Regions from separate parts of the Homo sapiens genome. Here region 1 is linked to region 2. The links are chromatin loops, found by intact Hi-C in ENCODE. Cell type or tissue: A673. All regions are shown on one strand.

What was found. A loop is a pair of places that touch in the nucleus more often than their neighbours do. Peaks named below come from ENCODE experiments on the same cell type or tissue, not always from the same donor. Only the 100,000 strongest peaks of a DNase experiment are listed, where the experiment ranks them.
Region 1: it touches region 2 in a loop (5-fold over the local background); 4 of 110 quality-filtered maps call a loop at or near these places.

The regions. Positions count from the first base shown.
Region 1 is chr14:57,374,898-57,382,897 of GRCh38, reverse strand. No RefSeq gene overlaps it. Among named protein-coding and RNA genes, the nearest start is that of NAA30, 12 kb to the left of the region's middle. In A673, a CTCF peak has its summit at 4,037 (motif pointing right); DNase peaks (open chromatin) are centred at 1,577 and 7,517; H3K27ac peaks cover 1,449 bases.
Region 2 is chr14:56,552,133-56,560,132 of GRCh38, reverse strand. No RefSeq gene overlaps it. Among named protein-coding and RNA genes, the nearest start is that of TMEM260, 24 kb to the left of the region's middle. RefSeq lists an enhancer at 5,196-5,365. In A673, CTCF peaks have their summits at 4,012, 7,134 and 7,333 (motif pointing right); DNase peaks (open chromatin) are centred at 3,992 and 7,352; H3K27ac peaks cover 2,010 bases.

The sequences.
Region 1 (8,000 bases), 820 kb before region 2:
TTTTTATATAGGAGAGATCAGCTTTTTCTGCACATGTAATTTGTGTACTTTTAAAAACCTTAATATTATACAAATGTTTTCTGGTGTCTGTAAAGATTTTTTATGAACATTTAATGAATATCCCCTATTGTTAGATGAAGAGGCCTTTTTTTTCAGGATTAAAAACAATCCATCAATGTATCACGATGTTTATTTTTTCCCACAGGGACTTGAAAAACTAATTTCAGAAATCCTTAAAGTCTATACACACATATGCAATTAGTAGCCCCCCCTTATCTGCAGGGGGTGTGTTCCAAAGTCCCCAGGGGATGCCTGAAACCATGGATAGTGTGCTATATATACTCTTTTTGCAATCTGACAACCTAGCTGGCTACTGAGTGACTAACAGACATGTAGCACAAACAGCACGGATATGCTGGACAAAGGGATGATTCACATCCTGAGTGGGACAGAGTGGGATGGTGTAAGATATCATCATGTGACTCAGAACAGTGTGCATCCTAAAATTTATGAACTGCTTATTTCTGGAATTTTGCATTTAATATTTTCACATTGTGATTGACTGAAACCATGGAAAGTGAAACCGTGGATAGAGGGGGACTACTATGTATCCATGAACAAGGAACAGGATTTAGGACTTCAGTGCTGAATGAAGTACTCACAGTATCCCCAAGACTACCACCATCCCACAATGTATATCATCTTTAGTTTGGTATGCACTTGCATCAATTAGAGTACCTCTTCAAAGAAAGAAAGTTTTTGAGAAGTTAAATATGGTCAGATTAACTCACTTAATCACCCACTTATTCATTCATTCAATGAACAATAGCTGCTCGCCTGCTAGGCAGTATAGGTACCATGAGGAACAGGACAGACTTGGCACTTGCCATCACAGATCCTAGTCACAATGAGGAGAAGGACAATTAAACCAGAGATTTAAGTAACATTCAGAAAGGGCTATGATAGAGAAAGTAGTGACTACAATGGATGCACATGGCAAGGGCAGCTAAGGTTTCCCAATGAAGGCAATATTTAATCTGAGACATGTAGGGTAAGCAGAAGTTAGCTAGACAAACAAGACAGGGGAGGTCATTCCAAGCTGGAATATCAGAAATGAAGCCTGGGAAGATCAGAATGCCTGTAAGATGAGAGAGCTGAAACCAGATCACAAAGGGCCTTGTCAGCCACCCCAAGGGGGTTAAATTTTATCCCAAGGTACCCTTGGAATCTGTTGAAGATTTGCTCTTTGAAAAGATCATTCTTGCTGCAGTCTGGAAAAGGGATTGCTGTTGGCAGTGGGGATGAGAGATAAGGGAAAGAAGGATTGTTGCAAAATTGCAGGCAGTAAGTAAAACCAATTCTTCAGCTGTAAGCTGAGGTCCTACAAGATGGCTTAAGTTCTGTAATCATCCTTCTTTTTGTTCAGCCTCGCATCACATTTAGCTTCTGACCCTTTTCAACCAACCTAGCATGCATTAAGTACTTAATAAATGGTTGCTTTGTTTGCTCTTTTACTTGTTTGGTGAAGGAATCCATCACCTAACTCTATTTTGCTCTTTGTCCAAAAAAAAAGTATTAAGAGGGAAAGTATCAGGAAGGAAAGGACCTTCCCCATTCTTTTAGCGGGGTAGGGGCACCCCACTTATCTACAGCCATTCAATTGGATGCTGTATCTGAGCTAATTGCTGAAGCTTCCTTGCCTTCCCTTTCCTTTCCCTTTTCTCCTTCCTTCCTTTCTTTCCTTCTTCCTCTTTCTCTTTCTTTCTTCTTTCTCCTTCCTTCCTTCCTTCCTTCCTTCCTTCCTTCCTTCCTTCCTTCCTTCCTTCCTTCCTTTCTTTCTTTCTCTCTCTCTCTCTTTCTTTCTTTCTTTATTTCGAAATGGTCTCACTGTGTCACCCAGTCACGCTGACTAGAGTGCAGTGGCACAATCATGACTCACTGCAGCCTCAATCTCCAAGGCTCAAGTGATCCTTCCACCTTAGCCTTTCAAGTAGCTAGGACCACAGGTGTGCACCACCATGCTGAGCTAATTTTGTAATTTTTTGTAGAAACAGGGTCTCACTACATTGCCCAGGCTGGTCTTGAACTCCTCATCCTCCTGACTCGGACTCCCAAAGTGCTGGGATTATAGGCGTGAGCCCTGGCTAGGCCCAGCCTGAAGCTTTGGTTTTCTTTAGAGAAGTTTTCTGAGCTTGTACAGCCCACAGAATTCCTGATCTGTATAAAGAGGAGCAGTACCTCAATTCTGCCAATATAAGAACATGGGAATTTCATCTATTATAATAGTAATACATGTTCAACATAAAAACATGGAAAATGTAGACAAGTGAAAAATGAAGAAAAACCCAACATAATACCACAACCAAAGGACAACCACTAGTAATATTTTGAAACATTACATTTTAGTCTTTGTGTGTAGTTTCAGGAGGATTACTTTTAGATTACTACGATACACACACACACATACACATATACCTACACATTTATATCCTGATTTTTCTAAACTTAACATCATAGCACTTTAAAAGTTTGTGTTATTTTAAATATTACCTTAAAATTCTATTCATTGCAAAAGATTTCACTGTATGATTGCATTCCAATCTAATCTAACACAGGACCATGCTTAGGTTATGGTGAAGGAATTCATCGCCTAGCTCTATTTTGTTCTTCCTCCAAATAATAAAGTGTCAGAAGGGAAAGCAGCACTATAATGTTTATTTAATGTTTGCACTATAAATAATGCTATGATGAGCAGTTTAGGCATAAAATTATTTGAATGCTTAGGATTATGCTCTTAAGATAACTCCTAGAAGTGCCGGGTGTGGTGGCTCATGCCTTGTAATCCCAGCACTTTGGGAGGCTGAGGCGGGCGGATCATGAGATCAAGAGATCAAGACCATCCTGGCCAACATGGTGAAACCACGTCTCTACTAAAAATTAAAAAATTCACTGGGCATGGTGGCGTGCACCTGTAGTCCCAGCTGCTTGGGAGGTTGAGGCAGGAGAATTGCTTGAACCTGGGAGGTGGAGGTTGCAATGAGTGGAGATCACACCACTGCATTCTAGCCTGGCAACAGAGCGAGACTTTGTCTCAATAATAATAATAATAATAATAATAATAATAATAATAAAAATTCCTAGAAGCAAACCTGGTTTTTTTTTTTTTGAGACAGGGTCTTGTCTCTTATCCAGGCTGGAGTACAGTGGTGTGATCTTGGCTCACTGCAGCCTCTGCGTCCAGGGTTCAAGCGATTCTCCTGACTCTGCCTCCTGAGTAGCTGGGATTACAGGCACGTGCTACCACACCCGGCTAATTTTTGTATTTTTAGTAGAGACGAGGTTTCGCCATGTTGGCCAGGCTGGTCTCGAACTGCTGGCTTCATGTGATCCACATGCCTTGGTCTCCCAAAGTGGCGGGATTACAGGCGTGAGCTACCATGCCCGGCCCCTAATTATTTTTTAAGGTTCTTAATATATACTGCTGATTTAATTTACAAAGAGAGTGTACCAAATTTACATTTCCACTAACAACATATGAGAATACTTGTTTTAGTTAGGCAATATTTAAAAGAAAAATGCTAATTTAATACACAAGGAAAAAATTTCAAAACAATAAAGAATGTTATTGTGTTTTTATATACCTATAGTAATTAAATAAGCAAAGGAAGAAATAGACCGCAAAGATATTAAGCTAGACCTATACTAATAGACTAATTGGCTGTATCATTAATGTAGGAAGTTAGTATCAGGGCTTTAGAATTCCTTGACATTATTCTAAATTTTTCTTTATGTATTTACTTCTGTTTGACTCTGCTTTTTCTTACCCTTAGGCCGTAGTATTTTATAAGTTAGTTCATATATTTAAAAAGGTACACTATATACCACAAACCATAACACTAATATTAACTTCTGATCTGTGTGGTTTGGAATAAAAGGCTTTGAAATTCATTTAGTAATGAGTTAATTTTAGATGGAAAAGTTAAAAGCTAATATTAAATCAATAAAAAATAATGACTTAACTAGAGAAAACACAAGAGGGCAATCTTGCACAGCAATAAAATATGTTTGCATAAGATAAAAAATTTCAACATTTTTAATCAACTGTGATATTTTCAACAAAAGAAATGTAAGGTCTTGTCAGTAAGTATTATCTTTTTATTAATAGTTATATTAATAGTTGCAAGAAAATTTAGTGTCAAGGAAATCTAGTGTTGACATTCACACAATGAATATTGCCATGTAGTTGAGTTGTGTGTGTGTGGTTTGTTTGTTTGTTTTTTAATCCTGGAAAGTGAATCTATTCTCCATTGAGAAATGGCATCCATTATATATATATATGGCCTGATTTTAATTTGTGGAAAAACAAGGAAATAGGTGACACAATTTTTTTTTCTCCAGGATTTACTATACATATTTTTCAAAATGGAAGTAGTTTCATTTTTTTTCTGATTAGGAATGCATAATCCATTAAATATCAATGAAAGAGAATTTTTTATTTTATTTTAGTTTATTTTGAGACAGAGTCTTGCTCTGTTGCCCAGGCTGGAGTGCAGTGGCATGATCTCAGCTCACTGCAACCTCCACCTCCCAGGTTCAAGTGATTCTCCTGTCTCAGCCTTCCAAGTAGCTGGGATTACAAGCACACATGCCACCACGCCTGGCTAATTTTTTTATTTTTAGTAGAGACGAGGTTTCACCATGTTGACCAGGCTGGTCTCGAACTCCTAACCTCAGGTGATCCACCTGCCTTGGCCTCCCAAAGTGCTGGGATTACAGGCTTGAGCCACCGTGCCCGGCCAAGAATATTTTTTTAAAAAATAAACAGTAACTTGCTAAAGGAAGAGCATGGTGTAATTATAATATTAGGGGGAATATTTATGATGTTTTACATGCTTTAATTTCCTGACACTTTAATAGAATTGTAATTTCAGTCAGCTCAGGATGTCCTAAAAATTACAGGCACAAAAAAATAGTAGGTTTAAGGCAACTGCAAGCATCTTTGTATGTGCAAAATCACATATATCTCGATATAACAGAGATAGTATCTGTGTAGTCTTTCTTACCATCTCTCATTGCTCTCTTGCAACTCAAACGAATTTGGAGTTTCTGTGCCAAACAGCATAGGAAATAAAAAGGGAAGGTAATAGAAATAGGCTTTTTTCTGAGCATGCTGGTGAAAGTGAGCCTTAAGAATTCTGTGATCAAGTACCTGGTACTTAGAAAAGCAATATGGAATAGTAGTTAACTGCATGGAGTTTGAATCCCTAATTTCTGCCACATACTAACTATATGACTTTGGAAAATTTCTTAACCTCTCTGTGCCTGATTTTCCTTATCTGTATAATGCAATTATAATGGTACCCATCTCATAAGGTTTGTTGTGAGACATATAAATGCTTAGAGCAGGCGTCTGGTACAAGGTAAACTTTTTGTAAATATTTGCTGTTATGCAAGACAGCCTAAGAAAATTTCTAAAGGAAATAAGAACCCAGATATCAGAATATGAAATATAGGTGTGGGAACCATGTGGGACATGCAAAAGAGCATTAGCTAGAGCTACAAGAAGAAAAGTTCAGATTATAGCCATCCTTTTCCAAGCTACACTTGGCCAGAGGTTTTCCACAGTCCCTCAAGAAAAGAAATTTAAGATTACCAACAGCAACTTATCGAATGCTGCGAGAATTTTGCTCATGTTAACTGTGTAGAAAACCATACCTGCTTCTTCCTCCACTATTAAAAAAAAAGTCATTCTAAAGTACTTTTGTTTAATTCTCATAAAACTCTTCATTAAAGAGCTCTGAAGGTCCAGTACTGTTATTGACAGCATCTGAACTGATGGGTCTTATTTGAACAGTGGAGTTAGGATATGGGTTTTCTGGGAGGCCAAATGAGAGAAGCAGCACCTTAATAGAGGGAGTTGCTTAGCAAAGCTTATTTCTGCTATATGGAATATGGCTGGCACTGGAAAATAGCTCAGTCAGGTCACTTTCATGTTCACAAAACAGTCTTTCTTTGAGGAAGAAAAGTCCTGAAACTGGAAATCCAGGACATATGAGTTCTATTCCTCCAGCTGCCATTGCTACTTTCTGAGAACAAGCAAAGTATTCTGTTTTTTGTTTGGATTCTCTGTTTTTTCTTTGGGTAAATTTCTCATCCCTATTATCATCGTTTCTAAGTTGGTTGAAAAATCTGAGTGAAAAGGTAAATTAGTCATTAAAAAAACTATTAACTATGTTGTACTTTTTTTTTCTTTTCTTTTCTTTTTTTGAGACGGCGTCTCACTCTGTTTCCCAGGCTGGAGTGCAGTGACACTATCTCGGCTCACTGCAACCTCTGCCTCCTGGGTTCAAGCATTCTCGTGCCTTAGCCTCCTGAGTAACTGGGATTACAGGTGTGTGCCTCTATGCCTGGCTAACTTTTTGTATTTTTAGTAGAGATTGGTTTTCACCATGTTGGCCAGGCTGGTGTCGAACTCCTGACCTCAGGTGATTCACCTGCCTCGGCCTCCCAAAATGCTGGGATTATCGGCGTGAGCCACTGAGCCCTGCCAACTATGTTGTACTTTTGTTTTGCATTATTCTATCTATATTTTAGTTTCCACTTTAGATAAAATGGTTAAAATCTTGAAATATCTTGCTAGGAAGGAATCATTATAGTAAATGAAGTGCTTGTGCACATTTCCACAGAGATCATTTTGGAATATCAATGAAAATTTCTTTCATATCTTTGTATCTTCCTATCTTGAGCAATCCTGAGTTCTGCTGGAGTTTGAGAGAAGCCCAACGTGCTGGAAAGTCTACCAGGAAAGGCTGCTTGATTGACTTTACTATAACACAATTTTATTTTGGTGGATTACCTAGAGTTGACAGCTTTAACTTTCCAGGTATTGGCACGTAATTTCAAGGTTGTGATCTGAATGTATTAGAGCAACCAAACTTACAAGAGACTCATGTTTATATGTAGCAGGCACTATGCAAAAGACAACCATTATCCCTATCCTCATTGAGCGAAACATTAAACAAATAATTGTACAGCTAATTATTACGTTAAACTCTGAACAAAAAAGTTCTGGGAGCTAGGAGGAAATGATGAGGCATGACCATCAAGCAGATTATTGGAAAGACTTGTTTAAAAAGTTTATAATTTGGCCTTTTTGTCTGTTTAGTTAAATATGCATTATCATGCTGTAATCATTTTCTGTGTCTGTCTCCAAAATGCATGTGTCTGTTCCAGTGACTTATAATTTACAGTCTGCATATCAAGGTTCTCTAACTTCAAATTGCATCTTCCACTTCAACTTTTTCTACACTTTTATACAAGCCACTTCCAAATCTCGACACATTCTTTCTTTAAATATACTAATAATACCTATTAAGTTATATATAAATTCAGTGTTCTTTCAGCCTAGGAGAGTTCTGTCTTTCACTAGGCGTTAACGTCATTAGTCAAAGCCTCTGAATTTGTGGGTTCCTTAGTGCCCTCCTACAAACACTCCTGGCAAAAACACAATAAACCACTAGGAAGTTAATGTATGCGCTCATCAAAGTCCTGTAACTTGAGAATGAAGTAGCAGGAAACAGCTACCCAGCAGTGTTATAAACATTTATAGGCCATAATCCCAGTGCTTTGGGAGGCCAAGGCAGGAGGATCTCTTGAGCTTTGGAGTTCAAGACACCCTGGGAAACATAGGGGGTCTTTACAAAAAATTTAAAAATTAGTTGGGTGTGATGGTGCACACTTGTGGTCTCAGCTACATGGGAGGCTGAGGCCAAAGGATTGACCTTGAACCTGGAAGTTCCAGGTTGCAGTAAGCTACGATCCCACCACTGCATTCTAGCCTGGGTGACAGAGTGAAACCCTGTCTCTCGAAATAAATAAATAGATATATAAATAAAAATAAAAATGTATAGCAGCATTAGTTATAATAGCCAAAAGGTAGAAACAACCCAGATGTCCATCAGCAGACAAATGGATAAACAAAATGTGGTATATATGTACAA
Region 2 (8,000 bases):
GTATGTGCATAAGAGGGGTGGTGGGGGTGGGGTTGGGGTGGGAGGAACTGGATTTATCCCCGTAAGTGGCTTCAGACATAGGAATTAGTGAGCTACAGGGGCAGAACGCAAGCAGTCAGAACAGTGTGGGACTCCCAGTGGACGAGGGCCCCAAGGACACAGGAGGAGCAGAGGTGTGTGGCCAACGCTGCAGGTGCAAAGCAACGTGTCCCAAAATCAGTCAGCAAGGAGCAAGGAGGGTGATGGTGGAGATGAGTTGAATTTGAGAGATTCTTCTTGAGGTATTTCTTTAAATAGAGTACGAAGAGAGCCATGCCAATGAAAGACCAACTGTAGCCAGTTTTCTAACGTGGTATTTCTTTTCTTTCTTTCTTTTTTTTTTTTTTTTTTTTTGAGATAGAGTCTCGCTTTGTCTTCCAGGCTGGAGTGCAGTGGTGTGATCTCAGCTCACTGCAGCCTCCACCTCCTGGGCTCAAGTGATTCTCCTGCCTCAGCTTCCCGAGTAGTTTGGATTACAGGTGTACGCCACCAGACCTGGCTAATTTTTGTATTTTTAGTAGAGATGGGGTTTCACCATGTGGCCAGACTGGTCTTGAACTCCTGACCTCAAGTGATCTGCCCACCTCAGCCTCCCAAAATGCTGGGATTACATGCATGAGCCACCACGCCCAGCCTTCTAATGCAGTATTAATATTTCTGAAACATGGCTTATTATCAGAAACATCTGGTGGAGCTTTTCAAAACTGCCCATTCCTGGGCTTACCCTTGTCAATGCTAATTAGTAGTTCCAGATAGAGCCTGAATAGCTGAACATTTCTAGAGCTTCCCAGGTCTTGATTAGCTTGGTCTGGGTCCCACTGATCTAAAGGTACAGCCCTTCGGGCTTTTTAAAGTTTCGACTTTTATTTTAGATACGGGGGTACATATGCAGATTTGTTACATGGGAATATTGCGTGATGCTGAGGTTTGGAGTACTGATTCTATCGCCCGGGGAGTGAGCGTAGTACCCAGTACATAGTTTTTTAACCCACCCCAGCCTCCACCCTCTAGTAATCCACAGTGTTTGTTGTTCCCACATTTATGTGTGTTCAATGTTCAGCTCCCACTTGTGAGAACATGCAACAACTCTTCATTTAACAGGTAAGGAAGCTGACACCAGGGAGGTTAAGCATCTCACCCGAGCCACACAGCTGGTTGATGGCAGAACTGAAACTGGGTTTTAGTCCAAAGTTCTTTCTATAATACACATTCCTGTCACTATATTCAACGGGTAAAGTTGCTTGGGGGAAAATACTCCCAAATATAAATGCATTTGTATTTTGATATAGGAGTATCAAATAGCATTCATCGTCATAAACTATGAGCAACCATAATTATGCACAAATTCTATTTGACAAACTGTCTTTTCAGCTCCTAGGTGTGTGGCTGTATCCCCAGGTGGGATATGAGTAGCTTATATATTGGAACTTTTTTTTTTCATTTTTATACCTCCAACTTTTCCCACAGTACATTTAATAAATGTCAGTTAAATAATTGTAATGACCAAAAAAACTCAATATATTATGACATGTTTGGTGGGGAAAATTCAATAGCATGGTATGAAAACATATTTATGCTTTTGCAAACCTCAGAATTTTTTTTTCTTTTCAAGTCTGTCAAACATTTGCCATTTGAATTACAGCTTGTTTGATAAGTGATATCAATCCATGAAGGAATAATATAATACTTCCTACTTAAAGGAGATTTTGTCAAATATGATTGAGTAAACCAACTTCAGATGAATGGATCAGTTAATGCACTTAGCTTGACGAATTCTCTGCCTCAGTTGATAGCACTGATTTTCACTTTGGGGATGGCAGTATGCCACACTAAGCCTGGTGTCACATGTTACCTTCCTTTTTCAAAAAAGAAAACTGAGGCACAGAAAGTTTGCATAATCCTCCTAGATCACACCACTAACAAGTGGAGGAATTTGGAGCCTGTGCTTTTTCTATGCATAGTTTTATGCTGCTGCCCAGGTAAGAAGAAGAAGATTGCTGGGTATGCTTTTGCTTTTGCTGCCCAAAGATGTCTGCAAGTCACACAAGCACAGAGGCAGAAGAAACTTCAAGAGAGTAGGAGGAGACTCAGGGCCAGTGAGAGTCAGTGCGGGAGCTTTGTTAACCACATAAGCCATCTTCATGGGTATTCTCAGAGGTTTCTGAGGTCCATAGAACCTGGCACTCTGGGGGCTCCTGGTCCTGACAGAACCCCAGGATAAGGAATAGGGCAGATTGTGCTCATTTATCCCCAGAGGCTTAGAGCCCAGTAGGGGCTAGCTCTCCTAAGTCTCTGGAACAGAAGTCTTAAGGATTTGTTCAGGAGTCAGCGTGGGGTCTCCACACCAGAAGAATGATGACTTGATGTCCGTAGGGATGGGGCTGTTGTTAGAACTTGGAAGGGCCGCTCGTTACATGACTTGGCTTCAAGTTGTACCTGCATAGCAGGTGCACTGCTTTTGTTTAGATTCTACTTTTATTTGGGGTGGCTTTGAAAGGGGCTGGGTGGAGATTACTGGAAGGGGTGTTTCTAAATCTCCCAAGATACCTCTTTGTGTCCCCGTTGTGCAAGAGACAGCTTCAACTGAAGAGCATTCACCACCATCTGAAAAGGAAGCTGGAACGCCATCGACTCTGAATCTAACTTGATGTTCACAGGAATAGAGGATCATCAAGTACCACGCAGGTGGTACTTGACATCTACAGGGGTCCCTTTAACCCATCTAGAGGCAAAGGAAGTGTGGCAGTCTGGGCCATCTCAGATGGCTCTCTGGACTGCGGTCCCTCTGGAGCCAACCTGTTCAAGTTGGCACACAAAGCTTCCCTCTTAGCTGGGCCTCCATCTGTCCAGGCAGACCCAGTCACATAGTTTTGGGAAAGCAGTCTTGGGCAACCTTCTCTGGTCAGAAGGAGAATGAAAGACCCAGAGGTGGTAGTCACTGGACCCTGAGCAGGAGTCTTAGACATCCAGGGAGACAAACAGTCCCAGCTATAAGGACCTTGATTTAGCCTTTGCTGGAGAAATTATGATTAATGTACCTGAGGAGGAAGTTATCTGGGGTTTGAAGCTGTTTAAATGTCCAGGAGCAAAAGGACGTTAGGTCACCAGAGGCATAAAAGGAACTGAAGGGCCACAGTACTAAGAGAGAATCTCAATGACCTGCCCTCTCCTAGGGAGAAAGGAAGATGGAAGATAAGAATGAAGATGTTCTAATAGAGGGATGAAGGAAGAGGCGCTGCTCAAATGTGCTGGAATCACAGTGATGAACACAGAGCAGTTCTCCAGCATAGCCAGCCACCACGGGGATCCTGCACTGTGCTCTTACCACTACCCCGGGCACCCAAGATCAAGTGCAGGGGCTTCTGCCAGGGATTTGAGACGAGGGCAGCAGACCCTCAAGCTAAGCCTTCTAATTCTAGAGAATGTATTGCTATTGATGAAGGTCTGCCACGTAGATAGCGATTAGGTTTTTTTGTTTGTTTGTTTTGGTTTTTTAAAGATGGTGGAGATGAACAAAAATGGGAGACACATCCATCCTGGCTTGCAGACACCTTTCTGTCTTCGAAGGTGTTAATTCTGCCCAAGTAACCTCACCACACATTCATGTGCTGGGCCCACAGTGATGCTTATAAGTGAAAGAGTTATTGCCAGAAAATGTAGCTTGTGGATGGAAGGGACATAGTATTTCTCACCACCGCACTGGAGCTGAGTAGAACAACTTCAAATACAAAATATAAACTCACCCAAAATATTGACATGCGTGAATGTTGAAGTTGTCTTCAGTTCTACCTTAATCAAATTGGCGAACATAATCCAGTCTTACTAAGACAATTAAAGGGACACTTCTATAATTAGATGGAAAGGTGTTTTTTTGTTTTGTTTTTTCTAGGGATTTCATCATCCACCTTGCCAACAATCTAAAGAAAAAAACATGCAGATCTTATGGCACTAGAGCATACTCTAGTGGTGGTGAAGAAAAGCAAACACTTCCAAACTGCTATCTGTATCCACTGCTGGGGAGTACTAGGTAAATACTTCTTGTTTGGGCAAAAGGTTAGGTAGGATTGCCTCATAAAACAGCAAAGAAAATGGATGGAGCACTGTGTGACAACTCCACGCCATGTAATTCTCCCCTAAGAATAAGGCAAGTTCTGTTTTATCCAATGCTCAAAGCCAAAGGCAAACAAACAAGAATTATTAAAAATCTTAAAACAATCTAAAATAACATCCTACACCGTGAGGTTTTAGCGAAGCTTTTGGGTTTTTTTTTTTCTTCTTCTTCTTCTTAAATCTGAGCCACATTTAGACTTTCCCCTTAGAGATTCTGTTTAAAGAAAGGAGAGGGAGCAGATAATAGATATAATACCTAAAGCAAACTCCCTTCAGCCGTGACAGTGTTATTACAAACTTGAGTGAGTGCCATTATTTCGAATAAATCAAAACAATGGACCAGAACCAATTTTACATAAGAAAATATTGTTCAATTTGTTGCAAGCCATGGTGAAGACTCCTCTGGTCTGTCAAGTGATGGTTAATATAAGTAAGAACATCTGTCCTTGTTAAAGATAGCACTCATAAAAGCAAACTTATACATTTAACCAAGTAAACTCATTGCCATATGCTGTGTGTGTCTCCAAACTGAGGGAAATATATTCCCACGGTTTTAAATGTAAATTATACTCTTACATTCAAACTAACATGAACTAAAAGGAAGAAAAATCCAACATCACCACACACATAAAAAATAAAAAAACTTTTTTTAAAACCAGAAGCTTTGTGTTCTATTGTGTTTAGATTTAAAATATGGAACTATTTAGAAAGAATTAAAGAGATTATGTTTATTTGATTTCAAGTTATCTCAGCAAGAAACATATTTTTCATACCTCTTTGGAAGAACAGCAGGTCAAATGACACATTTGTGAGTGACTGTTTGAAATATTTCAGCCACGCCGCAGGGTCCGCCTGACCTGGGCACCGTAGATCGAGGGAACAAAGGCTTATGTTTTAAAAGTTCCTTTAAGAGCCTTTCTGGGGGAGGGGAAAGGGGGACACGGGAAGCTGTCACAACCTCGCTTTTTATTTTTATCCTATGACACTAATCAGTTTAATTATATTTCTAACCCATGACTTGGGATCATAATTAATTCTTCCAAATGCAAACATTATATTGCATAATTCTGCAACTTTGCAAGAATCAACACAGTTTGTTTCAAAGTCACCCACATTCTTTGAACTCCAGAGTTTCCCAGTCTGTGCAAATTCATTCCTCCCTTTGAGTAGGTTTTGTTTCTGGCTATGTTCAATAGCAAAGGTGGGTCTTTATTCTTAATGATAAAACAAGTTGCAGAACAGTTTCATTAAAGAGATCCAGGATCTGAAGAACCTATTCACTTCATTACTTGACTAAATGAAAATCATACACTGACGTAAGGTTAAATGGGGCTGCGATTTCCTTATTAAATGGAACAATTAATATTACAAGTGTTTGAAGATCATGATCGAGAAGACTTCACTGAACGTTTCCAAGAGTAATTATTGCAAACAGAACACAAACCCTATTTAGGGTGTAACTCAATATGAGGGCTTGTGAGTCAAATGTTGAGCCATTTAGAACTACAAATCTTTCTTTGTGGCCTTATTAAAGAAATTCTCCCATCTCCATTTAAAGGGATAGATTGCCAAGGCCTAAATAAAAGGCCAGAACCTAAAATGAAAATGCTTCTGACTTCACTGCCACACCTGATACTTCCAATACAGATTTCCTCCGAGTGCCGCTTTCTTCACCTCCTTTGCCCCGGGCCTTCATAATCCAGAGAGAGAAAAATGAATTTCATTCCCAAATGCTAGAATTGCTGGTGCAGAATGTAACTAAATATCAGCAGCTGTGCCAGGGCACCTGGGGCCATATAAGGAAGCCTTACAAAAGACTTAGTTATGAACAAGATCCCAGTTCTCTGCTCATCTTGGTTTTCTGTGCTTTAAGAAGGGCAGGGAGAATTGCAACTATGCCCTTAAAAAAAGTGTGTGTGTTGTGGGGGAGGGGGGGGCGGTTCTAGTTCTCAAAAAAAAAAAAAAAAGAAAGAAAGGATAAAACAGGTGTTCCTACTGCAAATAAATGGGACCAAAGTAATGCTGCTACAGCTCATGACCATGACTTCTCAAACATTAATGTACAAATGCATCACACAGGGATCGTTGAAGATGCAGATTCTGAATCAGTAGGTCTGGACGGGGCCTGAGAGTCTGCATTTCTAATAAGTTCTAACATGATGTTGGTGCAGCTGGTCTAAGGTCCACATTTTAAATAAGGAGTTAGAGCAATTCACGGCCTTTTCACGTGATTAGCCTCCTTCTCTATATTACTATTCCAAAGTAGTTTCATTTAATACTTGTCACTCAATCACCGAAGTCAGGATTTTCCTGAAGACAAGCACTGTGTACCCCATCTCTGCTATATCCTTTAGCACCTAGCATAGCACTAGGAATGAGTGCTATTATAAGGATGAGAAAAAGGAAGTAGCAGGTAACAGAGACAGACCCTTTCTGGAGGTATGGGCAGCAAAACTGCGAGGAAGGAGGCAGGTTCAATGGCAATTATGCAATCTTTGTGGAAAAGGTGTCATAGAGCCTCTCTTCACAATTCTTCACAGATATCTTTAACAAAGAGTGTCTGAGAAGACAGTCTGTGATCTCTTTTTATCTCTCTTTCGGTGTTTGGAATGACGGTATTGTCCTTCCAGAAGAGGAAACAGATTTAGCAGAAAAAGATTGGGTTTAGGGACTGGCAAATGGAATGCACTGTCTGTGACCTTGACTCAACCTTAAGATGATCATAGCCACTTGCAAGTTGATTTTAAGGGTTATAAAGGATCTGTATAAAGCACCCAACACAATGGCTGGGGATAATAGTTGCTCAATAAATGTAAGTGCAATCAATTCTCCTGTATCAGGGCTTGCTGTAACCCAGGTGTTTTCAACCTTAGCAACTGCACATCAGAAACAGCTGGGGGACCTTTAAAAATTCCTGATGCCCCCAGGCCATACCTCAGACCGAGTACATTATATATCTCTGAAAGGGTGAATGGGGACGCTCTTAAAACCCCCAGGTGGTTCTAACACCCAGTAGCTGAAGTTGAGACCACTGACCTAAGTGTAGTGAAGGAGCAGTCACTTCTTTGGGGCTTAGGAATAGGCACCAGCTAATTAGCCTCCCCTAAGGATGGCAGGGAGAGAGGGAGGATGGTGAGAAGCTTCCCACCCTCATGCACATCCCCAAGGCGTGTCTTCTCTCTTCTCGCCCTGCAGGGGACAGCAATCTGCTAGCAATCAGTGCTAATCAGTTTCCTCCTAGTTACAGAGCTATCCTGGGGTTGTCAGGACAGTGCCATCCCTCCGGATATTTGAGCATAGATTACTTTGTGTTATTTGTGATTTGTGTTTATCTACCTTCTCCTTAACCCAGTATGATTACTTTATTATTACCACCCACATTTTCCAGGGGTTCACCAATCTGTGAAATTGAATGGGGTCACATGAATAAAACAGCCACCGGAAACACTCATCTGATATTCAGTTCCTGGCCAGCTCACCCCACAAGTGTGTCTGTTTCCTGGGGTGTGCCTTGTGTGTTCTTGAACAAATCCAGTCAGTTACCATGCTGATTCTATAACACCGTATCCATGAGATGAAACTATCTCATAGGATGGTGAACAATTAAAATAACATGCGTAAAGTACACTAGCTTAGTGCGGGGAGCAAAGTTATGTTTTTAATAAATATTATGGTTTTACAATTAACAGGTGGCACCTGCTGGGCTTGACCATCCCTGACAGGCACTGCCTTTGTCAGACACTACAATCCCTTCCTGATGCTATTTTTTCTCATCATATTGCTTCTGCACAGGGCTCCTGTCATTGTCTGGAGACCATGCTGTGGAAGCTGCATAAGAATTTGTGGCAAAG